Linked DNA regions of Mus musculus: region 2 is linked to region 1. The links are chromatin loops, found by intact Hi-C in ENCODE. Cell type or tissue: left cerebral cortex. All regions are shown on one strand. Each heading gives the region's core, and the rest is flanking DNA. Links, peaks and the distances in the headings are about the cores only. Region 1 holds the start of Flnb (filamin, beta). Region 2 holds the start of Dnase1l3 (deoxyribonuclease 1-like 3).

Region 1 (12,599 bases), core at 3,060-11,059:
GCTAGGTAGAGAGACTGTCTCAAAACAACAACCCCCAAACCCAGGACCTGCAGCCCAGGCCTGGCACCAACCACAATGGGCTGGACCCTTCCTCATCAATCACTAACTAAGAAGATGTACTACACAGGTGGATCTTACACAGGAATGTTTTCCATTGAGGGTCCCTCTTTTCAGATGACTATAGTTTGTGTCAAGTAGACATAAAACTAGCCAGCGCATTTGGGTTGTTTGTTTATTGTTTTTGCTTTGTTGTTGTTTAGAATTTCATATATGAGTTTTGAGTTACATCACTGCCCTGCTACCCACCCCCTAACTCCTCCTGGTGACCCCACCTCCAACTCCTCCTCTGACACCACCCCACCCCAACTCCTCAAATTATGGCCTTTTTAAGAAGGGGTTTTTCTAATTGGCCAAGCCAGTCTTCATGCTAGTCCTTGTTCTGGATCTCATTGTGAGGTAGAGTTAGCCGCCAAACTACTTGTACTAAGTAGAAGGTAGAAGAGGCAAAGGTAGAAGCTGTCCTCCTCGCTTGGGACCTACCCCATGCTTGTAGTGCTTCTCCATAGCCAGGCTTTGCCGGGACATTCCACCTACATGGTTTATAACCAGCACTCCGATTTTTTTTTTAAAGATTTATTTATTTATTATTATATGTAAGTACACTGTAGCTGTCTTCAGACACCCCAGAAGAGGGCATCAGATCTCATTATGGATGGTTGTGAGCCATCATGTGGTTGCTGGGATTTGAACTCGGGACCTGTGGAAGAGCAGTCAATGCTCTTAACCACTGAGCCATCTCTCCAGCCCCAGCACTCCAATTTTTAACCTTAGTATTCTTGCCACAAGATCGCTCTTGTCGTGAGGGAACTGTTTCATGCTGTGTGTGTTTGGCAGCATTCTGGGCCAGTAATTGGGAGGACTATCTCCTCTCTTCCATGGTTACAATGTCACCAGAGACAAGATTACCCCTGTTTGATGTAGTTCAGGCTGTCCCAGAAACAGATTTCGAGGTGAGGGTTACACAAGACATGAATGGTGGAGAAGAAAGTAAGGCCACCAGTGTTGTTAACTAGCTAGTCAGACATTAGCAGGCTGGAGGTGTGGTTGCTAAGCATAGACGCCCTTCCTCTGTCACCAGCTTTGGACCTCTGTATAACAAATGCCTTTCCTTAAGATTTAAAAGAACGAAGCCAGACTACGGGGGTGCACACATTTGATCCCAGCACTTGGGAGGTGGAGGCAGGCAGAGTTTGAGGCCAGTGTTGTCTATAGAAGGAGTTCCAAGGCAGTCAGGACCACACAGAGAAACCTGTCAAAAATGAAAGCAAACCAAAACAAAAAATTAAAAGATCATATGAGGGGCTGAATCTTATTCTGTAGAGTGATTGTCTGGCATTCATGAAGCCATGGCTTCTATAGCCACCACTATATAGCCTGTACATTTCTATAATCTGCTCAAGGTACAGAGATGGGGGTTGGGAGGTAATCAGAAGTTTGAGGTCATGTTGGGGATGCAACTCTGTAGTCAGAGTGCCAGCCCAGACACCAGAAGACCCAGATTGGGCTCCCCAGCAACTCCTAAACCAGGATGGTGTGACCAAGAAGTTCAATGTCTTCCTGGGGCTTAAACTCTGCTAAGTAGTGGCCTACATCCTCGGGCCTTGCTTTCGAATGTTCCTTAGGAAATAGGCCTTCTCCTACTTTATAGATAGGATAACGGAATGAGATTCACAAACTCTGCACCTGGGCTGCAGCTTGCTCACCAGAAGTAGATGCAGCTCCCAAGCTCTGATTTCAAGACCTACTGACTCTGCCGTCCTTCCCCCTCCCAAAGAAAGGAGCCTGCAGGCATCTTCAGAGAGGGACTCAGAGCACCAGAAAGGTTAGCCTGGGGTCTGATGAGTCAGGGAAGGCTGGGGACATGTCCACAGCAGTTCTGCTGACACAGGTCTGATGTTGGCCTGGCCTTTGTCTGGGTCTGGGTGGGACTGTTTCAATATGAGAAATAAAACAAGTTGGCCCTGCCAGTTTAACAGGAAGCAAGGAGAGAAAACAATATTGGGGGGAGGGTTAGGAAGAGGCAAGAGCTCTGCAGCAAATCTAACAGGCCTCAGTCTAGAAGGATTTAGTCTGAGGCTACAAGAAATCAGGAAGAGCAGACTTTGCTGGTAGCCACATGTGTTGGTAATGAAAGACTCAGAAAGGAGCCCCTCGCTCAGGCCTCAGGACAATAGCGGACACCCAAGAACTCACGATAGACCGAGCTTGTTGCAAACCACATGAGGCTTTATTGGGGAAAGCCAGAGCTCTGGGGACGACTCATATCCCACGCAGGGGTAGAGGAGTCAACCTCGAGGGGAAAGAGGTTCCAGTTTTTATAGGCCCTCAGGGGGGAAAGGAGAAGGGGGAGAGTAGGGGATTTCCAGATCTAAACAATGTCTATTCTCATGAAATGGGTATGGGAGGGGTACAAGGAAAGAGTCTAATGAAGGTGCAGCAATGGGCACACACCTGGTCAGAACATTGGCAGACACACAGGTTCGAGGAGTGGCCAGAGCATTGTGCACCTCTATTTTTCTAAATCAGTGAAGCTAGTTCTGCTAACACTGACATCTATCTTGCCAATTTCAGGGCTTCTGTGTCCTTTTACATTCTGTCAGGATCTTTCAGTAACACCCTCGAAGGGACATGGGAGCAGCTTGCAGGCTTATCAAGGGACTATAAAAAGGAGTCTGCTTAACTCTAACTTCTTGGTTTCCTCTAATGAGGCCACATTGTTATGAAATAAAATATTCATCCACAAGCAAAGCCTGTACCTTAGTAACTGGAATGTTAATAATCGTGCAGTAATAATTGATCAATCCCCATGTACCAGCTATATAGCAGCACAAAGACTGATGTAGAGGCCAAGAGAGATCCCTTGCAAGTGACACCCACTGCCACTACAACCACAGACCAGTGACGAGAAAGGAAGCCAAAAATTCTATTCAAGAGGGCTCATCTGGGTGTGGCATGGTGGCACGCGCCTATAATCCCAGCTCTTGAGAGACAGAGGCAGGAGAACCAGAAGTTTAAGATAATGCCATTGTAGTCTACATAGACTGTTTAAAAAAGCAAACTGAAAGAGAACTGCAGGGGAGGTAGCCCATGTGAAGGGCTAGGTTCAACCCCCAGCACCATATGGTGTATGGTGGTATCTACGACTGCAAGGCTAGCACGTGGGAAGGAGGAGCAGGAGCTCATTTTCATGCTCAGCTATATAGTTAGTTCAGGGTCAGCCTGAAATACCCAAGACCATACCCCATACCGCAAAGCGAAAACAAACAGAGCCTGTGAGTGGTTCAGCAGTTTAAAGCACTTGCCACAAAGCCTGACAATTTGAGTTTGATTCCCCCTGAAATCACATAGTAGAAAGAAAAAGAAAAAAACCAGACTCTCATAAGATGTCCTCTCTCATCTACACACCAACTATGGCACTGCATGCAGACACACACACAGGCACACAAACAAACATCTATAACACTTACCCCAAATCATAGCAAGCTATTTCTTTGATTTACTCCTCACTTAAACATGTGTGTGTGTGTGTGTGTGTGTGTGTGTGTGTCTGTGTGTCTGTCTGTGTCTGTGTTTCTATGTGTGTGTGTCTGTATGTGTTCTCCTTTTCCTAAGCATGGGTACAAGCTTGCATGTTGTACACATAGATCACCAAGAGATCAACTTTGGGTTTTGTTTATAAGAAGCCATCACCTTTTTTGTGTTTTGTTTGTTTGTCTTTGTACTGGCTAGTTTTGTGTCAACTTGACACAGCTGGAGTTATCACAGAGAAAGGAGCTTCAGTTGAGGAAATGCCTTCATGAGATCCAACTGTAAGGCATTTTCTCAATTAGTGATCAAGGGGGAAAGGCCCCTTGTGAGTGAGACCATCTCTGGGCTGGTAGTCTTGGGTTCTATAAGAGAGCAGGCTGAGCAAGTCAGGTGAGGCAAGCCAGTAAAGAACATCCCTCCATGGCCTCTGCATCAGCTCCTGCTTTCTGACCTGCTTGAGTTCCAGTCCTGACTTCCTTTGGTGATGAACAGCAGTATGGAAGTGTAAGCCGAATAAACCCTTTCCTCCCCAACTTGCTTCTTGGTCATGATGTTTGTGCAGGAATAGAAACCCTGACTAAGACAGTCTTGTTTTTGATTAGAGTCTCTCACTGGCTGGAACTCACCAAATAGGTTAGTTAGACTGGCTAGCCAGCAAGCCTCAGGGATCTATCTTCCACTTCCCAAGCCCTGGGGGTACCATACCTTGCCTTTTTCTATGGTTGTAGCAATCTTTATTCTTATGCAGAAAGTACTTTACCAACTTAGCTACCTACCTAGCCCCAGGTGTGAGTGAATGTGTGTGCGTGTGCGTGTTTGTGTGTGTGTGTGTGTGTGTGTGTGTGTGTGTGTGTGTGTGTGTGTAGGATAATATTGTTACTGTTTTAGAGACAGAGTCTTGCTAAGGCTAGCCAATGCTGATCTCAAACTCTCAATCCTCTCCCTCTTTGAAATTCAAGGCAGACAGAGGTCTCTAGTAAGTGTTTTAAAGAACAACCCAAAGATGAAGTGCCCCTGTCACCATATCCTGTGGAGGGGAGGTCTGTGGCATCCCGTTGTTCCCCATTCACAGGTGAGGCTGACTTTGACCACAGAGTAAGGGGGATGCTTGCCAGCTTCTTCCACCAACAAGCAACACTGTGCTTGTTACACAGGACCTCAGTCACTGAGTTCACCTCCAACTTGAAATCTGAATTTTACAAATATTAATTTAATTGACTTTAAAAAATTCTAAGGCCACTGTGATATACATGCTGGCAATCTTAGCACATAGGAGGTGGAAACAGGAGGATCAAAAGTTCAAAGGCCATCTTGGCTACATGAGGAGTTTGAGGCTCACATGAACTATATGAGACCCTGTTTGGGGGAGGGGAGCTGCACACGACTGAGCACACTGCAGAAAAGAAAATACCTCTCCCAGGCTGGCGGGATGGCTCTGCGGGTAAGAGCACTGACTGCTCTTCCAGAGGTCCTGAGTTCAATTCCCAGCAGCCACATGGTGGCTCACAACCATCTCTAATGGGATCTGATGCCCTCTTCTGGTGTGTCTGAAGACAGCTAGTGTACTCATAGACATTAAATAAATAAATATACATACAATAAATAAATCTTGAGAAAAGAAAGAAAATGGGTGTATAAGGACTCTGTCTCGCCAACGTAATGTTGGCTATGAATTTGGTTACTGTTTGCTTATGAATCATCCCAGAGGTATTTTATGCACCGACAGGTAATTATATACACATATACAACCTGTATTTATATAGGACCAGAAGCTTTGCCCTATTGTTCTGTACTCGACTGTACGGTTGCATGGTCTAGTGACACCCTGTAGATAGCTGACGTTTCCCTCCAGGAGGAAGGGGTAAGTGAGCCAAGTTCTGTGTGGCAAAGGTCCCCCCACACCCACTCTCAGGAGTTCAATCTGGAGAGATAATTAGATCTGATGTTATGGACAAGGAAAATGGCAAGCAAACGAAAATGAAGTTAAGGATCCAGGTTCGCTCCCTGGGTGTATAAGGACTCAGAAAGCTAAGTCACTAAGATAAACTGTGAGGTGTTCTCCTAGTATTATTACTGTTTCTTCCATACCAAAGGAAAGTATAAAAGCTGGAATGAGAGCAGACACTGGGAGCCTGAACCAGCAGAGGTCAGTGACAAGAGCTTCCTTATAAGGCAGGAAGGACTGTTGGGCTTTCTAGTATCAATCTCCTTGGATTGATATGTTTGCAGTTAATTGCTTTGTGGAAATGAGTAGAGCAAACACCCCACCCAGGGCAGGGACAGGATGTAGATTCTTCAGGCCTGAAATGTCAGGCTGTAGGTCTCACACGATGGGTGTCCCACACCCCAGTTGATTCTGCATGCAGGATGAAGGCTGCCCCCCTCAGTCTGCAAGCACACATCCATCCATTCACCCACTCACTCATCTGTCGTCTACATCTCATATGGCAATTCTACACCAGGTACTCAGCTGTAGTTGAGATCACTCTAGACCTCTTGCTGGGGTATGCAGACCAGCATGGAACAGATATCATTCATGTCAGACACGTATCTTCAGTTTCTTCGAGACCTTAGATCTCCATCTGCTCCTCGACACTGGGGGGCCAGGGGGGAGACAGCCAAGCTGAGCTGAGGGCTACCAGGCTTGGGATGTGGAGAGAAAGGAACTGAATTCTCAGGCAAAGGGAAGAGAAGAGGGACACCGGTCAGTAGGTGCCATGACCCATTTATCCGGCCCTTTCTTGGCCATCATAGTTAAAAAAAATAAAACATAACAAGATCTTCTGGACTAATCAATTTGCCTAATACAGTCAACAGGGTCTTCAAGAGAGTTCTAGGAAGACCTGACTATGGAGAACTGAGGAGATGACAGGGTGAAAAAGGTATCTGTGCCTTGTTTTACCGGCTTTGAAGACAAGAAAGGCATCGTAAGCCAACACATGCACCTAGCGTCTAGAATCTGGCACGGCAAAGGAGCAGATTATTTCCCAGAAGCTCCAGCAAGAAATGCCTTGGGCCAATGAACCCCAGACGGGACATCTAACTTACTGACATGCAAGACAGGAAATCTGTGTTACACCAGCAAAAAACTTCTAATAGCCATAGAAAACAGTTCGTTTTCACTACTGCTACTCAGATGGACGTGGTATTGGACTTTAAGGCTGAGTTCCTTTTCTTTCTTTCTTTTTTGTTTTGTTTTGTTTTGTTTTTGTTTTTTCGAGACAGGGTTTCTCTGTGTAGCCCTGGCTGTTCTGGAACTCACTCTGGAGACCAGATTGGCCTCGAACTCAGAAATCCGCCTGCCTCGGCCTCCCAAGTGCTGGGATTAAAGGCATGCGCCACCACGCCCAGCTCTGAGTTCCTTTTCATTTAGAAATCAACGTGTCTAATTTACGTGCAGACTCTGAGAAAAACACTTTCCTCTCACTGAACCTATAGATGGGTGGCATATTCCCTCTTGACGCAACCATTCCTTCTAGGCTAGTCCCCCGCCTCCTCGTGTGCCCTTATTCTAGGCCTTTCCCAAGTTACTTTCTCCTTGCTGGGCAGTACATCAGGTTGGGGATACTTAGGAAGCACCACCCCACCCTACCCTCCGGCGTAATGCAGGCTTTGGACCGTAGAGGGCGAGCGCAGCTAAGGAGTTCGCTTCTATAGGGTAGAAACGGGGCGGAGCCTCGGGGGCGGGGCGGCGTAGCGCGCAGGCGCCAGGCCAGGCTACTTCGCGCCCGGGGACGGACGAAGGCAGTCCTGATCCTGTTGCGGCTAGTATAGCAGCGCTTTCTAACCCTCTCCCCACTTGCCTCAGTTCCCCTTCCCCGGGCCCTTGGGGCTTTTCATCTCAGTCCCTGCAGCTCGTTGTTTCCGCGTACTCTCTGCCTCCAGGATGCCGGTGACGGAGAAAGACCTGGCGGAGGACGCGCCGTGGAAGAAGATTCAGCAGAACACGTTCACGCGCTGGTGCAACGAGCACCTCAAGTGTGTGAATAAACGCATCGGGAACCTGCAGACCGACCTGAGCGACGGGCTACGGCTCATCGCGCTGCTCGAGGTGCTCAGCCAGAAGCGCATGCACCACAAGTACCATCAGCGGCCCACCTTCAGACAGATGAAGCTGGAGAATGTGTCTGTGGCTCTGGAGTTCCTAGACCACGAAAGCATTAAGCTCGTGTCCATTGGTGAGTGTTGTGGCCAGGCCCTAAATTTGCAGTAATCGGGGGGTATCCGGCAGCGCGCCCCACTGCGCATCGCTTCCCGGGTGTGAGGGAGGGGGAGATGGTCCTGGGATGAGGACCTAGGAACATAGGCCTTTCCGCGGTGCCATCTGTGGGCTGGGACCTGGCGTGATTGCTCGACACGGTGCTCCTGGCGGTGCCGCTGCAGTGTTGGGGTGGGTTAAGCACTCAGACCTTCCAGTCACACCTGGAATTTAATTTGCGGGAACTCCTGGGATTGCTGGGGAAATCGTCTGCTGACCCTAATGACAACGCCGTGGACTCAAGTACCAAATCCCTACTTTACGCTAGCCAGGTGCGCCTAGAGCTGAGTGACCCGCCCGGCTGAAAGGGCGTTGGCTTCGAGTCTGGGCGTGGAGACCTAGGACGCGACCGCGACCGCTCTCTTGCTTAGGATCTCACCACCTAGGTGGAGACGAGGACCTGAGACCCTCCCCTTCTTAGACCGGAATGGGTGTGGGCTCTGAGGTTGGAAGGGGCGTCACAGGGGAATGTCCTCACTTCCTAGCTCTGGCTCAGCGCTGGCCGGTTCCTTCAGGTTGAGATAATTTAGTGGTTGATAATAATTAATGTGTGTAGAAAAGGGCTTGACTGGCGCTGGCTGTGTGGCTCTCTGAGTTATTGACGTCCGGTGGCCTGAGATGTTCTTAGGCCCATTTTACAGAAGAGGGGACGTTTACCGGGCTAATTGACGTTCCCAGGGCCACCTCCAATGTGGTCCAACTTAGAAGTAAAGCAGTCCCCACCCCCTTTTCCTGGGTCTTCCTGAGAGAGTTTGAGTCCTGCTTTTTTCCTCCCGCCTTGGGTGAGAGAATTAAGACCTCGAGTACTTTAGGCTTCTAAAGAGAAAACAGGGCTCTTGAGAATGTGTTTTGTGATGGACAAGGGAGGTGTGTATTATGCCCGGGCTCACTTGTTTGCCCCCGTAGGCATTCGTGTGTGCACATATAGCATCTATTTATGAAAGTTTTTTTTTTCCGTACACAGTGGGTGTGCAAAGTATTATGTAGAGGATGTGTGCACTTCGTGAAAGGGATTCTTAGGGCTGAGGTTTCTTCCTGAGGAAGCAAGGCCATTCTAGTGACTCCAGTGACAGAAAGGAAGGAAGGTGGGTGTGGCTTCTGGGACTTTCTCTAGTGGAAAGGGGTTCCCTCTGGACTGAGCCTCCTCCTGGCCTCGCCCTGGACTTTCCCCACACCTGTGCTGGCAGGTAGATGCGCTTGCTACTTCCTGGGGCCAGGCCGCTAGCTACCAGCCTGCCTCCCAGCAAGCTCTCCCTCCCAGGGGTGGGTTCTCAGTGGAGGAAGCTGCCAGGGGTGCATCACATGGGGGGTGGGCATCTCTTTTATTGAGGAGGGAGGACCTCAGAATTCTACAGGAACTCTACTTTCCTATGAAGAGTGATTTTCAAAGCCTGCCTGGCTGAGCTGGACTTGCCTTCATCCATTGTTTTAAATGCTATATGTATTTCATTAACTCAACAAAGAAAATTAAATTAAACCAGGAGTTAAACCTGACAGAACTGCTTTTAGAAGAAGAAGAAGGAGAAGGAGGAGGAAGAGGAGGAGGAGGAGGAGGAGGAGGAGGAAGAGGAAGAGGAGGAGGAGAAGGAGAAGGAGAAAAGAAAGAAAAGAAATCACAGCCCCAGAAAATCAAGGACTTCCTAATTGACTAGCTGTTTACTCGTGGGCTGCTGCTCCCAGCCATGCTCCTCCAAGCTTGTGGGTCTCATTCTGGCCTTGCCTGGTGGTCCCTCACAGTTTTCTAATTGGTCCTCATGATTTCCACTCGAACCTGCTGAGGCCTGAGCCCCCCATTGCCTAACATCTCACAGTTATCTTCCATTCATCTGTTACCCATGGCCAGCTGTGTCAGTAGTCCTTCACAAGTTGTACTGTTTGATTTGTCTCTTTAAAATACTTCTTGGATCATATTCCCCAGAGTAGTATTCCTAGGTTAGAGGGTGTGACCACATACAACTCCTCCCTAGCCTCCCTATTGCTTTCCAGAAAGATCTCTCAGCAAACAGGTTTTCCAGCCTCTGGAGACCTATCCATCTTGCCAGGGGCCCAGACTGCTGCAGGAAGAAATGGAGCCTAGGCCTAGGGATAGATGTCATAGGTAATGACCAGCCCAAAAAAAATGTCATCTGGCTTGGACCTTGGTTCGCGTGTGTTGTCTTGTGCTTGCCATGACAGTTTTTACTAGGGCCACCCACTGTATGTTCTGTTGACTGTTCCCATTGAATAGCCAGGATAATCAATCAATTGATATCAATTAATGTCCTTCTGATAATGATCTTCTCTAACAGTCCCCTAGAGGGTCAGGCAGGGGTTGAGTTCTGTCCTAGGCTGCCACATGTTACTTAGAAAGCAGTTGCTGTTGTTAATGATGCTGTTGTTAGTATTAGTGTTTCCTACTTAAAAAGACAGGAAACAGAAATGAACCAAATTCTAGAGGCAACAGGGCTAGGAAGCCCACGGAGCCCAGAATGCATGATTGCCAAGCTATTGAATTTGAACTTCGAGTGGATTTCTTTCTAGTGTCAGAGAGCCAATACAGCCTCCCTTCCTCTTCCCTGCATAGAAGGGTTGGTAGAGCTTACTTACACTTTGCAGTTCCAGGGTGTTGAAGCTGGATATCCACAGTCTGAACCTTAGCCTCAGACGCAGTAGGTAGGGATCATGGGGGTCTTTGATGAGAGAGAGGCAAGATTAATCCTCTGAGCTGTGATGACATCTCCTGGAATTAAATGTTGTAACTGTCAGGAGGTGTTTTGTCTTGCGGTTGGTTGACTGTTGAGGAATAGCTGCTGTCTCCATTGGTGGCGTTTTATTGAGCATTCTTGTTCTCCGGGGGCTCATGTTTACTCCATAACGGGGGATGCTTATTGGATGAATTCAGAGCATCGCTGTACACCGTGGCTAACGCCCAACAGTTTACACTGTGAGAACCTTTAGAATCATGTCCGTAAACCCAGCTGTGAGACATGAGATGGTCAGCAGCTGCCAGAGGCCAGTGACATATCTGCCAATAACTTCTGAAAGACAGCCATGGCTATTTGTTTGCTCACATTTGTGGTTTATCAGAAGTTGGTCCCACCCTAGGCGCTATCCCAACATTGAGAGTTTTGTTTAGTTTCCTATGTCTTGAGCAGTTCGCAGAGAGGCTCAGCCTGCCTGGTTACAGGGTTTTTGTCAGGAGTTGGCAGTATTATTTACTTGTTTTCTCCACAAATCTTTCTGACTTTTGGGCAGCCCAGCTTACTTTGGAAAGAAAAGAAGTCTCCAGGCCCAAGAATGACAATTGAGGCTGCTAGAAATTTGGGTAATCTATTATGGTTTGGTCCTCTGAAAAAGGATTTTCTTCTTCCCCGTTTACAAGATGCAGCTGACGCTGATGCACAGGGTCAACCTAGGCACTGTTAGTGTGAGTTCCTAAGCCTTTGGGTCCCTGGCTGGGTCACCATGCCACTAGCATCTCCTTCTTTTTGTCTCCTCATCACTAATCTGATGCAGTTCCCATTTGTGATTCCTTATGAACGAGCAAGCAAAAGCCACTGTGTTCTTTTGGACCATGAAATCTAAGAGCCACAGAGAGTACTTATGTAGCAAAATCTCAATTTGTTAGAATTGACAAATTCAGGGCCATTTGCAACAAGACAGAAGCACATTACTGTGAGGTATATTAAGGGCAAAGGGGGTCGGTCAATTCTCTCTTGCCACAAAGTAACTATTAAAAATTTTCTACACCTCTATTGTCTAATTGCTGAAAGAGAAATAATAAATAACACCTTAGAAAAGTTGTTGCAAGGATAATTTTACATATCTTTTGCTTGCAATAAAAGTTAATATTCCTAAAAGTGGCTGAAACAGGGACTGGAGAGTTGGCTTAGTAGCTAAGAACTCTTGCTGTTCTTGCAGAGGATCCGAGTTCAATTCTCAGCACACATACGATGTCTCACAACTATCTGTAAATCCAGTCCCAGGGAATAGTGTGCCTCTTTTGAACTCCATAGGCACTAGGCACACACACATGTATGCAAGCAAAGCACTCAAACAATCAACAAACAAAACAAAACTATTGTTTGAAGTGGCTGGAGTAGTGCAGGGTACATAGCGAGTGCTCTGTGAGTGCTTGTTAACTAGACAGGCTACTATGAGATTATCTCGGGTTGGGCTGGAAGGGTGTGCGCATTGGACTGAAGCTGCAAGCCGCGCTCTCGGAGGCCAGTTCAGCTGGCTAATGTTGATCCTACTTGCTAAAATAGAGTGTGGAGCTGCTTAGAGGATGTCTACTCTTGGAAGGGGGTGACCCTGCTGTGCTCTGGCTGCCCCCAGGATCCATTCACACCAGCTTTGTTTCTGAGCTGGACAGGAGCTCCAGGCGCCTGTCATTCCAACCTCCCACCCCGTTCAGGAATCTCTGGGCCAAATCACTTCCAGATGGTGGCTGCTGGGCCTCTGCTAAGCTTTAACAATGGTGGAGCCAGCATGCCAGTGAGTGGCTGCCTTCATTCTTGGAGGGTCTGTGGGAAGAAGGACTTTTATATGGAGCCAAGTATGTCTTTAGGCACTCCCTGACCCACGGGTCCAGGTTCTGCCCTGTGAGCAGGCAACACAAAGTGGGCTGCTGACGGTGTTCAAACCCAAAGCTTTTTGACCATGGCAAGGGATTCTAGACATCTTACTTTTTATATACATAGAATCAGCAGGTTCTAGGCCTGTTGACCAGGCATGGACTCAAGAGCTAGACTGCTTGGATTGTAATGCTCTC
Region 2 (12,599 bases), core at 1,962-9,961, 180 kb after region 1:
CAGGGGAGGGTTTTTTTGGTTTTTGTTTTTGTTTTTTTATTCAAGACAGGCTCTACATAGCCCTGGCTGTTGTGGAACTTGCTCTGTAGACCAGACTGACCTGAACTTACAGAAATCTACCTGCCTCTGCCTTCCAAGTTTGGGGAGGCTGGAAGTGAAGGCGTGTGCCACCACTGCCCTGCCTAAACCCTAACTTGTAGCGTCACACAACGCCCTTCTCATGGCACACTTACACCACTAACCTGAATGCTCTGCTACAAAGAACGTTGCTTGCATTCTCTGGGCGGCAAATGTGTCTTTCTCCTTGATCCTCACAAGCACTAAGGATCCTGATTGAGCACCAGGTGTTTGGAGTCAACTGCCACTGTTCTGTTAGACGGCTCTGAGAGTTTGGGGAGATTGGCTTTGTGAGGATAGGATGAAGTTTTGGCAAAAGCTTTAAGCAGACCTCGTGGGACTCACTCAGCTCTGGGAAGAAGCTGTGTGGAGAACCAGAACCACCCGAGAACAGAACACAGCCCCCAAGAGTGTAGCAAAACTTTCAGGGTTGAATAAGTCAGGAATGTAGATAGGCACGTGGTCCCTGGGCCACGTGTGAAGATGCTGGGAAATAGTTTCCTTGCGTGTTAGATTTCTCCATTAAGCTGTGGTGTCAAAGTTCCCACTGGCTTAGCACAGCTGCCCTGCTAAAAACACATCCAGAGGTGCTTAGCTGTCACCTAAAGGGCATTGTCACCTGGGGCCCAGGACTATCTTGGCAGGAGCCCAGCAGGTCTTCTGCCGGACAGTAGCACAGCAGTGTCCTCCGCTGGGCTCAGCTTGCCTCAGGTGGGCTTCACCGACTAGCACTACCGGCCACACCCACTTTACGTGAAGTATCAGGAAGAGCGGGGACCTTGAGCTCCCTCAGCTGAGAGATGGGGTCTGAACCCAGGGCTGCTGGCACTTTCACCACACACTGGGACCTTTGGTGCTGCTGCTGTTACTGGTAGAGGTGGTGGTGGTGGTGTGTGTGTCATGTTGTGCTAAGATAGGGTCTTGTGTAGACCAGGCTGACCTTTAATCTACTCTACAGCCAACAATGACCTTGAACTTTGGACCCTCTTACCTGTACCTCCCCAGTACTGAGATTGCAGGTGTTGGACGCCATGCCTGGTTTGTGCAGGGCTGAGGATAGAACTCTGGACTTCATAAAAAGCAAGCATCCTACCAAAGGAAGCAAACCCCAATCCCACTCTGTTTTGTTTGTTTTTAAGTACTAGCCACCCCACAGAGTCCCAGGATCAAAACCCATGGGACAGAGAGTCAGTTGGCTCCAGAAAACTATAAGCAGCTTTCCCAGACAGGTCATATTGCCCAAGGACAGAAATATTCGTAAAGGGAGACAGAGCAGAACTGAGAGTTGGGGAATCAATGGGGGAGAGGGATGAAGGGATTAAAGGATGAAAGGAGAGAGACAGCAAGGGAAGAATGAAGAAGGGAGAAAGAGAGAGAACGCAGGAGGGAGGGGAGGAGGGAGGGAGAGAGCGCCAGGAGGGGGCTCCCCTGCTTCACCAAGATTATGAAGAGGAGGCAGGCAGGGCTGCCCCAGCTCCCTCACCACCAGCCCCTGGAGCTCCCCAGCACCTCATAGCCCTTCTGAGTTCATTCTCTTCAACAGCCCTTGCTTGAAAAGTTGACAAATGAGACTATGTATTTACAGTGACTGACACAGACATTCAGTATGTTCAATTAAAACCGTCAGAACAGCAGCCGGTACCTGGAACTGACTGCCAGCCAGACTCTGGCAAGAGCATCACATTTACCTGCTCAAGCAAACTTGCAACACCCCCGAGGGAAGCACAGATCCACCCAGTCTGAAGATGGAACAGAGAATACCCAGAGCTGAGTGATGATGGTAATGGAGTGACCATCATCATTAGCCACCTTCTAAGCCTGTCCTTACCTCCCCCTCACCTCCAGGGCAACTTCAGACCCCTGGAGTCCACAGCTGGGAGAAGGTGCGAGTGGTGTCCAGGACAGGAACATGACTCACCTTCACAATGATATCCATGGCTTCATGGTTTTCCTTCTTGCTCGCTCCAAAGGACCTCACATTGAAGGAGCAGAGCCTTAGGGCCAGGGTGTCATGGAGGGCAAGGATGAAGAGCAGCAGGGAGGCCAGGCGTGGGGAAGCTGGGTGCAGGGACATCTTTGCACTCCTGGGACTTCAGGCTGGATGAAGACAGTGCCTGGCTCACTGACTTATAAAGCAGGCTGATAACAGGAATTACTGGATCCCTCTAGGTCACTTTCACTTCTCTGAGGAACTCACCATCACGCGTTTCAATCCCCAAGGAAATGAAGGTAATGGGTTAGCCATTAGAGAGGCCTCTGGTTTTCTTGTCCTCATGAGGAAAACGTCATGCTGCATTTACAAACCAGCCTCCTTAAAAGCCACTCATAATCTCAGTGGGCAGGGGTGGGGTGGGGTTAGCTCTGATCTCTAGGCATGTCTCCTGTGGTAGCCATGGGCCTCTCCCTGAGAGTTGATGAGCTTGGCAATGTTCACACAGAAGGAACTGGACTGGTGGAGCCACCTGCTGGGGGACAAAGACCTGGTGAACAGTCACCACTGGACACATCTATGCAGTGTCTCCTTAGCAGTCCCCGTGGGTGCATAAGGTCAGGTTTAGTTTGAATTCAGTGAAGCAAGGATACCTTGGCATCTGAGGAAGGTGAGGTGGAGATCCCAGGAGCAGAAGCGTCACAGGCTGAGGCCCTCAGAGGCAGCAGAGATAAAGAGCCAGCAGGAAAGTCCCAGGGTGGGCAGGGCTGGGTCGTGTGACCCAAACAGGTGTTTCCAGTGTCTGACGCAGCTGTGCGAAGCAATGTGTGAGCAGCCAGACAGCAATCCTGCGACATGCACACACTACTGTGTCATCACATCTCATCAGCAGCTTCAGGCTTGCGGTGAGAAGCACAAGCTAACGTTGTGTAATTCTAGCAAAACTCATGTGTGTAAACCAAAGCACCAGGGATGGGGTGGTGGAGCCGCACCCACGTTCCAGATCCTACAAAGCTGATTGGCTAATACCACCGCTCTGACTGAAAACTCAAATTCTCCTGCAGCCATCTTCAGCGCCCTTTAAAGGCCACCCATTGCCAACACCTGTGCTTGACCTCACATCCTGTGACAGTCAGGTAAACCCCTGTTGGAATACATGGGCAGAGCCCTAGCTCCCTCTAACCAGGAATCCAAGAATGTCATCAGGTGGCAACTAAGGCCAATAACATGGGTTTTTCTGCTTTGTTGAAGCCACCTACCTGGTATTCCCACCAATGTTTTCTTTTGTTTTGTTCCTATAAAAACATCCTGAAACTAGGGGCTGTAGAGATGGCTCAGAGCTTAAGAGCACCGAATGATCTTTCAGAGGGTGCCAATTCAACTCCCAGCACCCACATGGCCATTCATCATGGTCTGGAACTCTAGTTCAAGGGGTCCTCTTCTGGCCTCCACAGACACCAGGCATGCACAGGGTGCCAGACACCCATGCAGACAAAACACCCATACGCATAAACAAGCAAACAGAACCCCAAGATGTTATCGTGTAGAAACTCAGTATCTGGGAAGCCTAAATTTATGCTTCTAGGCCACCATCATTCATATCTGGTTCTCTTAGTCCCTATTCTCTCACAGTGGGAGCTGTATTCTTGTGGACCCCTTTGTACCAGCTGATGAAACAGGCTCTCAGTTTCAGCCCCACAGGACAGAGTATACGCAGGCTGTACTTGCACTGAAGAGAACCACCATAGGAAGAGAAGGCTCACGTGTCATGCTTTCAAAATTCTTTGAAATTTCCTTTTTCTCCTTCTCTTTTTCTGAAACAGGACCCCTAGCTCAGACTGACCTCAAACTCCGTATGTAGCCAAAAATAACGTTGAACTTCGGATTCTCCTGCCTTCACCTTCTGAGGGCCCCTGCTCCCCCTTCTTGTGCTTTGGGAGGTCAAACCCACAGCCCCAAGCATGCTAGCAAGCATCCAACCAAGCAAACGACCTCTCCATCCCCTTAGGGGCTCTTGTTTGGCAGAACGGCCATATTTCTTGGTAGGTGCTCCAGATCATGCACACTTCCTCTCCCACTGCCTCCCTCTCGCCCCTTCCACTCCTCACCCCTGCTTCCAGCCCCAGGTGTAACACCCCCCTAACACTAGATCAGTCTAGTTGAGAATGTTGGTGTGGAGGTCAGAGCAAGTGTGCTTCCAGTTACTGGCTGTTCAACCACACACAAATAACTAAACCTCTGTGACCGTTCCCTCACTTTAAAAATGGGCAATATTTGCTCCCATATAGTACAGCTGTGAAAGTTAGTTTTTAACTAAAACGCTAACTTAGCACAATGCCTAGCCTTTCATCTGTGTGAACAAAATATTGTTATCTGTGAACTGGAGAGCCAGTCCAGTGGTCAAGAGAACTTGCTATGCAAGCATGGATTTGACTTGGGAGCCCAGCACCTGTGTAATAACTTGGGCGTGGTTTTTTTTGTTTTTGTTTTTTTGTTTTTTTGTTTTTTCGAGACAGGGTTCCTCTGTATATCCCTGGCTGTCCTGGAAGTCACTTTGTAGACCAAGCTGGCCTCGAACTCAGAAATTTGCCTGCCTCTGCCTCCCGAGTGCTAGGATTAAAGGCGTGGTCCACTAAGCCCGCCTGACTGGGCGTGGTCTCATATATACCTATAGCCCCAGGGTTGTGAGGGATGGAGACAGGGACTTGTTGGCTGTCAGTCTAGCCAAAAACTGTGAGCACTCCAGGCTCAGTGAGCCCCTGCCTCAAAGGAATAAGGTGAAGAGTGGTCCAGGCAGACACTGGACACACTCTTTGGCCCTCCACATCTATTGACACACACACACATGAGCCCATGCTGCACTCACCACACTCATCACATATGCAACACGGGGGGGGGGGGGGGAGTTGGGGGGAGGGAGGGAGGGAGGGAGGGAGGGAGAATTGGAGAAGCAGTTTCTAAAATATCATAGGAAAAGCATTGCTATTTCTAGTTTTCAGATGAAGGAACAGAAAGTCAGAGACAAGACATTGCGTTGAGCCCAGCCATTGGTTATGGTGTGACATCGAAGACTTTCATTTGCTTTCTCAAAACGAATTCTCTTGGCTAATTCTTTGTTTATAGGTACAAAAAGACCCGTATAACTTCAGACTTTGCCTGACCAGTCTGTGACTTGGAGCTGGTGATGTTGCAATGCATAGATTATTAGATCTGCCAGGCTGGGCTAGGGAGAGGCCAACAAGATGCTGGTTTGGGGTACAAATTTCAAGGTAATGCCAAACAAATTAAAAAATCAAGGTAATTTCATTACATATTTTGTAAAAATCAAAATTTATTAAAAAAAAACCATAGTGAACAGAGTATCGATCTTAAATAAGGGCACAAATGGGACCTTGCTTTGGCGTGACTCTATCTTCTTCATTTCGCATTAATTCCGCAGCTGGCATCTCATTCCGGAGTTCCGCGTTGGCCCTTCAGGGTAGAAACTAGAGGAAGCAGCGCCCTCGTCTGGCAGGTGGGAGCACGGTTTCTTGGCTGATGAGCTGGCTGTGCCTTCGCGTCTCCCCCCTCAGTGCTAAACACTGTCCCTCAGATTTTAATCAAAAGAGCGCAGTCGGTCAAACGATACCATTGCAGCTCTTTCTCCAGTTCCTCCCTCTGGCAGCTCTTCTCTCTCACTTTCCTCCCTCCATTGCTCTTCTCTCACAGCTTTCTTGCAAACAAACAGGGCAAGGCCTCTGGAGATACTAAAGCAGCTTGTTGGCATCAAGCTGACCTTCCCAGCCTGACCACAAGAGGGCGCTGTGAGGGCCTGGAAGCAGAGGTACGCTAAAAATTATGAAGTTCTTTCACCTACCTACAATTATCTTCTTACCTTGAAATAATCCCAAATGTACATACAAATCTCAAAAACGGTGAGAAGAAATCATATACTCTACCTAACCTTTCCTTTTTGCTAGCTGCTCTGTGTACAAGTTTTTCAATTCAGGTGCAGGATTCAGACAGTGTGACTTTTTACCCTTAAACATCAGGGTGCATGACCCAGGAACAAGTATGTTTTCTTTATATCCAGATGAGTATTACCAAAACCAGGTTTAACAATGATACAGTATTGTTACCTAATCTATAATATTACTCCGGTTTTGCCAGCCAGTTTAGTAATGTCCTTCATAGTACCCCCCGTCCCCCGGGATCCCATCTAAATTACGCATCTGTGTAGCAGTCTTGCCTTGGGTCCCCTCTAATGTCACAACTGCGCACTGGCATTCCTGACAAGCCAGGCTCGCCACCTGTCCTCAATGGGCCTTAAAGAGAAGTGAAAGTGAAAAGCAGAGAAAGGAGATCCCTTCAGTTGGTCACACTGGGAAGAGGGACAACTAGGACAGTGACTACCTGGAAGGCAAAAGATATGCATCATTAACAGTGCAGGCTAGCCAGGTGGTGGTGGTGCACGCCTTTAATTCCAGCACTCGGGAGGCAGAGGCAGGCGGATTTCTGAGTTCGAGGCCAACCTGGTCTACAAAGTGAATTCCAGGACAGCCAGGGCTATACAGAGAAACCCTGTCTCAAAAAAGCCAAACCAAAAAAAACCAACCAACCAACCAAACAAACAAACAAACAAACAAACAAAAAAAAAACCAGTGCAGGCTAAGGTCTGACCCTGCCTGTCACAGATGCATCACTGTCTAGTCTGATCTGAAAAGTGGTCCCACATTTTGTCAGAACTCCATGAAATCACTTCCTGGGAGGCAAGTCGCCCCCCTCTGCCTGACAGGAGACTGGTCTGACAGTATTTCCCTTAGAACATCTTTATTCTCACTCGAACATTATATGACCCCTCCCTCCATCATAACTTTGACTATCTGAAAGCACACAGTCCAATTATATAGTAAAAGCTCTCTGAATGTGTCTAGCTCTCTCTCTCTCTCTCTCTCTCCCCCCCCTTCTCCCTTCCTCCCCCTCCCCCACTTTTTTTCTGGTCTCAGGTAGCCTAGGCTGACTTTAAACTTGCCATTCTCCTGTCTCAATGTTTCCTGTACTGGAATTACAGGTATGTGCCACCGTGCTTGTCTAGAAATAATTCTGTGAGTCACTGTGATGGCCTTTGTGTATGGTAGCGGTTCTAGAAGAGTGTTTTTGGTGGTAATCACTGCCAAATGACAGAGCCAGGAGCGTTTCCCTCAGAAGCTCCTGGTTTGTGTTAGGGTAAGAAGCTCCATTTTGATTCTGACGAGTTTCAAATACACAGAAACACCAAGCTCTCTGGACACCCAGACTGTGGCATAGGGGTCCCCAGTGGATTATGAGTCATGTTCTCGGAGCATCATATCTTCTTCTGAGTCATCCTACATTAGGCTTCCATAGGTTAATCCATCAGAAGCCACACCAGCTGAAAAGGCAGAGTAGGAAAGCAGGTTGGAGCAGCTGTCAAACCTCAACTAAATGGTGACTCACAAGTGACTCTCCAGGTGGGAATGACACTCTAAGACAGGGAATTCCTCTGTAGAGGAGAGCCTCCGAAGAGGCCCCCAGACCAAACTTAGATGCAGGTCAGTGCCATTCCAGTCCATAGTGTTCTGATTTAAGACATCAGCTCTGGACACTTTGACACGAGTAGTTCTTGATGTGGTATGTGGAATCATTGTACACAGTGGGGCTTTCCAGACACTTTCTCAACAGTTTGCCCTCACAAGGGTGGAGGTTGCGTTACGGAATATGATTGATAGAACTGTGTTAAGAGGTGGTGGAACCATTAAAACAAGATTAATGACTAAGAGGGAGCAGTCCTCTTCTACAGGACTGGGCTTGTTCTAGCAAGAACGACACATTAAGCCAGGTGTGATGTCACATGCCTGTCATCCCAGGACTCCACAGGTGTACGCAGGTTGAGTGAGACAGTCTAAGCTACATGGAAGACTATCTCACCTCCAGGTTGTTACAAACCAATCCTCCCACTGGGTTCTGCTTTCTTCTCACTCTGCTTCTTCCTCCCCATGTTTTCTGCAATGTGTTGAAGCAGTCAGTAGCACACAGCACCTCCCTGACCGGACCTTCCAGCCTTCTGAGCCGAGAGACAAGATGAACCTAGTTTTGTTGTTGGTGGTGGTGGTGGTGATGGTGGAATTGTTTATTTGTTTTGTTTTGTCTTGTATTTGTTTCATTTTCAAGACAGGCTTTTCTCTGTATAACAGCCCTACATTTCCTAGCTATATGTATATAACTAGCTCTGTAGACCAGAACTGGCCTGGAACGCACAGAGATCCACCTGCCTCTGTCTCCTGAATGCTGGGATTAAAGTCAAGCAGCCACCACACCTGGCTCTTGTTTCTTTATAAATCAGCCCAGTATTCTGTTATACCAACAGAACTCAGACTAAGAAAAGCATGAAAGGATGACCAAAATGCCTTCTGCCTTAACTCAGAGTTAAGGAATTAATGGGCTTGTCTTCAGTTTCACTGAGTTTTCTGGGTCTCTGAAATATCTGTATCCAATGGCCAAAAGTCAGTCACAAATTTGAATTGCCACACTAAATCTCTAGCTCAAATCGCCTTGCGTCCCATTGGCTACTTTAGACTTTCCAGTTTGCCCAAGCGTGATATCAACTCAGTCCCTAGGGTACTAGTTTTGCAACACTAAATAAACAAGTCACAGGCAAATCGGAATTAATTGATCATTCTGGCATTAGGGTTAGGTTAGGACGCAGAGGATGGGCAAGCAAGAAGTAGTAGACATAATATTTATTTTACCTAAGAATTTCTTAACATGGATAAATGTAAGAGGTAAATGCTATACTGTCCCTATTGTATAGTAGGGTATAAGCTGGAGCTGAGAGAGAGTAGACAAATTCTCAGAGTGTCCATTGAGTGATCGGCAGAATTGACATGCCAGAGACCAACCAGTGCCCTCATCCTTTGCTTTGCATTGCCCTAAGGAGCTCCTGTGTAAAGGTGGTACAGAGAAAGTCCAGAAACTGTATTTAGAATTAATTCTGGGACTAAAAGCCAATTCTCTACAGAAAGTCAGTGGAAGCTGTTTCCATGGAGACCCACTCACATCCAACCTAGCTGTGTTCAAATGTAGCCGCAATGGTGAGGAGGCGTCGTCACTAAAATGAGGTGCATTTCCAACAGTCCCCCCAGTTTCTCCAATGTCTCCCACAGGTTGTGAATTCAGTGGAGTCTTTACCTCAGCCTGCAGCATGTGTCTCACAAAGCCTCGGAGGTCCTCCAGAGCGCCAGGTTGGTTGACAGGCCCTTATCACCCCTGCAGTGACTTTGGACAAGTTACCCAAAACTGAGGTTCGGTTTCCCTATGGTTAAACAGCAGACTCACAGGCTGCCGCTGAAAGCAAGGGGGTTAATGCACACAAACCGAAACGTTACGCCCAAACTAGGGAAGGAGGAGAAGTTCCGCCAAAGGCTAACTGCTCACCTGCCCTTAACCAGACCAATCTGCTTGGGACCTGGCCTGAAAAGGGCGGAAAGCCGATCACTCTGCTCTCTACCAGCTGCTTTCTTCTAGCTCTCTTCCACAGCACCTCACTGGCTGTGTTTCAGCATCTGTCACCATTCTCACTCTGAGCTCAGCCTGTTCCCTGCCACTTCGGGATCAAGTGGCTCACACACTGGAGCTGTTTCCACTCCCCGTGCAGCCCACTGTGCCGCCAGCTGCAGTGATAGGGTTACTTGTTTGTTTGGCCGCCCACACAGATTGTCCTATGCTGCTTTGTGATTCACTGTCCCCTCTAACCTCAGTTCACAGGAGAGGGAAGTAGGTGTGCTGCTTGCCTGCCTGCCTGCCTGCCTGCCTGCCTGCCTGCCTCCCTCCCTCCCTCCCTCCCTCCCTCCCTCCCTCCCTCCCTCCCTCCCTCTCTCTCTCCCTTCCTTCCTTTCTTCCTTCCTTTTTCTTCCTTCCTTTCTCTTTCTTTCTCAACAGTTTCGTTGTCCTGCAACTCACTCTATAGACTCAAGAGATCCAGCTTGCTCTGTAGACCAGGCTGGCCTCAAACTCAGAGATCCACCTGGCTCTGCCATTGGAGTGCTAGGATTAAAGGTGTGCCCCACCACTGCCCTCATCGGCTTCTTAAAAATCCATCTCTGTGCTGTGCCTCATGTGTGAACTACTGTGCTCCTGTTCTAAGTCCTGAGGGCTCCCCCCCCCCTTTTTAAAATTAGGGATGTTTTTGCTTTTCTTGACTCTGCTCATTCCTACGGATTTTAGAACAATCTTATGTCCCTTGAAAAGTGCTGTTGAAACTAGTGCTGCAGTTACCCCCAGTCTAACTTCAATGCTTTCCTGAGCCCTGGATTCTGGCTGCATCTAGTAACCAGGGGGAGCCCTTTGTTAGAAATCAGAGTCACACCTCAGGGGTTCTAGATCTGCTTGCCTCTCTGCCCTACCTGAAGTGGGACCTTCAAAAGCATAGGCTATTGAAGACCACAGGGATGTTTCTATTTGGCACGATGAGTGGCCTTTTCTCTTGATCTGGTCACTTGAACTAAATTGCGTTATTGGGTACATTTCATTCTATTCTGAACCGCGTTCCCCTTGGAGGACTTTTTCAACCAGGAGCTTTTTTATATGGTGCTGAGAAGTAAGTCAGGATTGAGTTTTGGATTTGCTTTGGATTTCCTAAGCTCTCAGGGCCAAGACCCTGCATAAATCTTTTTGGTGTGATACTCAGTAGTGCCAGGCAAACAGTAGATGCTCAATAAACGAAACAGTACCCCACGTGCTTCGTGGCTTCGCAGGGCAGAGTGGCTATGCCTGCGCCCTAATGACCCCCCCCCCCCAGCACTTTTTGTGAAAGGGATGATTCGGCTTGGCCAATGGGTGCTCGTGCGGAGAGGCGCTCCGGGGAGGGATACTGACTGTATCTCCGGGTTTGATATTTTTTGAACCGGGGATGGGGAGCGTCCCCTGGAGAGCGTCCTCCAAACAAATTCCAGCTGCTGAGACGACGCCTGATGCGGGCTGGGAGGGTTTTTCTGTCGGAGGGCGCGAGCGAGTGCGTTGCGCCTTTAAGGAGTCAAGCCAAGCCCACTGCCGAGAGCGAGAGTGCGCAGGTGCGGGGACCTGGGACTGGAGGGCGGCGAACGGGCAGCAGGACCGCGGTCACTGAGGTAGGTCTGGTGAGCGAGGCAGAAGGAAAGGCGACGGTGGCTACGCTCTTAGGAGAGGGATGGCAGCCTCCCATTCCTACGACCTGACCACCTGCTCCCACTTTCCGAGACCAGTCCCTTCTTCACCCCAGCATCGCAAGGGTGAATGCAGATAAGTCCCAGATACAAACCTCCCTTCGTATTCCATTTTCCCGCTCTCTCTTAAGGTGCAAATCCCGGGTAAAGGCCTGAGACGTCCCCAAGCCGGGTCTCGTCGCCACTGGTTGGCCGCCTGCCAGCCTCCTTAAACCCAGGGATAGAGTGAGAAGTGGAATCTGCATCCTATTTCTCTTCCTCCTCCGGATGCTCCGCGCTTGTAGCAGCCGCGGTGCCTTTCTCCTAGTGCCAGGATGGATTTAGTCCCGCGCTCCCCCCAACTCCTTGCTTCCTACACCACCCTGGAGCAGGGCTACAACTCGCTCTCCTGGTACCAGGGAATCTCGGCACCCTTTTGAGGATTCGTAGTCTCGTTGATTTAAAAAAAAAATGTCAAAGCTTAAAGACCTTGTTTTTGGAGTTTGAGAGAAAACTGGGCAGGCAAGATGTAAATCTCTGTGGCTGATGGTAGAGGAAGAGGAAGACCCTACCTCGTGTCCTTTGAAGTAGGGTCAAAACAGGCGCAGCAATGGGAAGTCTGCAAGCAGCTGTATGGAAGGAGTTCCGAATGTCTGGGAGTGAGTGTTCAGAATGTCAGGGCAAGCGTGCTTAGGATCTGAAGAAGAGGCGGAAAGGGGGGAAGGGGAAAATTGGATTTTTGAAAGAGAGCTCAGAAAAGCGGGTAAACTGAGCAGTGAAGACGTGTAAGCAGCCGCTTTGTGGGGTCTGTATGTACTTATCTCATGAAGGTGATTATTGTACGTACCATTACCTTAGCAGTCTTCAGGCATATCAGCTTTGCTAAGAGGCGGTCTCCTGGCTAGGTGACTGACAAGTCCAGTTGGATCAATTCTTAAAGACCGTGCTTTACCGGGAGGAAACGCGGTCTTTTTCTGGGAATCAACAAAGACCACCTGCCTCTAGCTTCCTCCCCTGCATATGGCACTTGAAATATTAAAGAAAGGCAATTATGACGCTTCCTTTTCTTAAAAAAAGAATGCGTTGCCAGGGATACCAGAGGTGGAACCCAAAACTCATGATGGGAGGGGCCAGTCCATTCTCCAAGTCCTGTCTGGCTGTCTAACACTCCCAAATGACCTAGTCCCAAATGACCTAGTCCCAAATGACCTAGTCTCATGTCACCTCCCCTACCATGACCAGACTTCTGTACTTCCCCTAACATCTCTCTTCTTCCACTAATATCAAATGTGCCTCCTTTCAAGTTGTGCTTCCCAGCTTTTGGCGGAGTCAGGATGCTGGTCTAACTACTTTGACAGCCAGAACTCGTTTTATCA

What was found. A loop is a pair of places that touch in the nucleus more often than their neighbours do. Peaks named below come from ENCODE experiments on the same cell type or tissue, not always from the same donor. Only the 100,000 strongest peaks of a DNase experiment are listed, where the experiment ranks them.
Region 2: a loop joins it to region 1, with 8 times the contacts of the local background. A loop is called at or near these places in 19 of 42 quality-filtered maps.

Annotation. Positions count from the first base shown.
Region 1 is chr14:7,810,678-7,823,276 of GRCm38, forward strand. It overlaps Flnb (filamin, beta), which reads left to right and starts at 7,280. Exons shown (of 46, transcript NM_134080.1): 1 at 7,280-7,766. The coding sequence starts at 7,475. In left cerebral cortex, for the core only: a CTCF peak has its summit at 7,209; DNase peaks (open chromatin) are centred at 3,230, 7,249 and 8,466; H3K4me3 peaks cover 2,071 bases; H3K27ac peaks cover 1,242 bases.
Region 2 is chr14:7,991,795-8,004,393 of GRCm38, forward strand. Dnase1l3 (deoxyribonuclease 1-like 3) reads right to left here and starts at 2,388. Exons shown (of 8, transcript NM_007870.3): 1 at 2,036-2,388. The coding sequence starts at 2,191. Abhd6 (abhydrolase domain containing 6) reads left to right here and starts at 11,094. Exons shown (of 9, transcript NM_025341.4): 1 at 11,094-11,169. It overlaps Gm30244 (predicted gene, 30244), which reads right to left and starts at 12,260. Exons shown (of 2, transcript NR_168596.1): 1 at 12,071-12,260; 2 at 11,698-11,920. In left cerebral cortex, for the core only: CTCF peaks have their summits at 2,582 (motif pointing left) and 5,790; DNase peaks (open chromatin) are centred at 2,603, 5,581, 5,794, 9,149 and 1 more place; H3K4me3 peaks cover 577 bases; H3K27ac peaks cover 988 bases.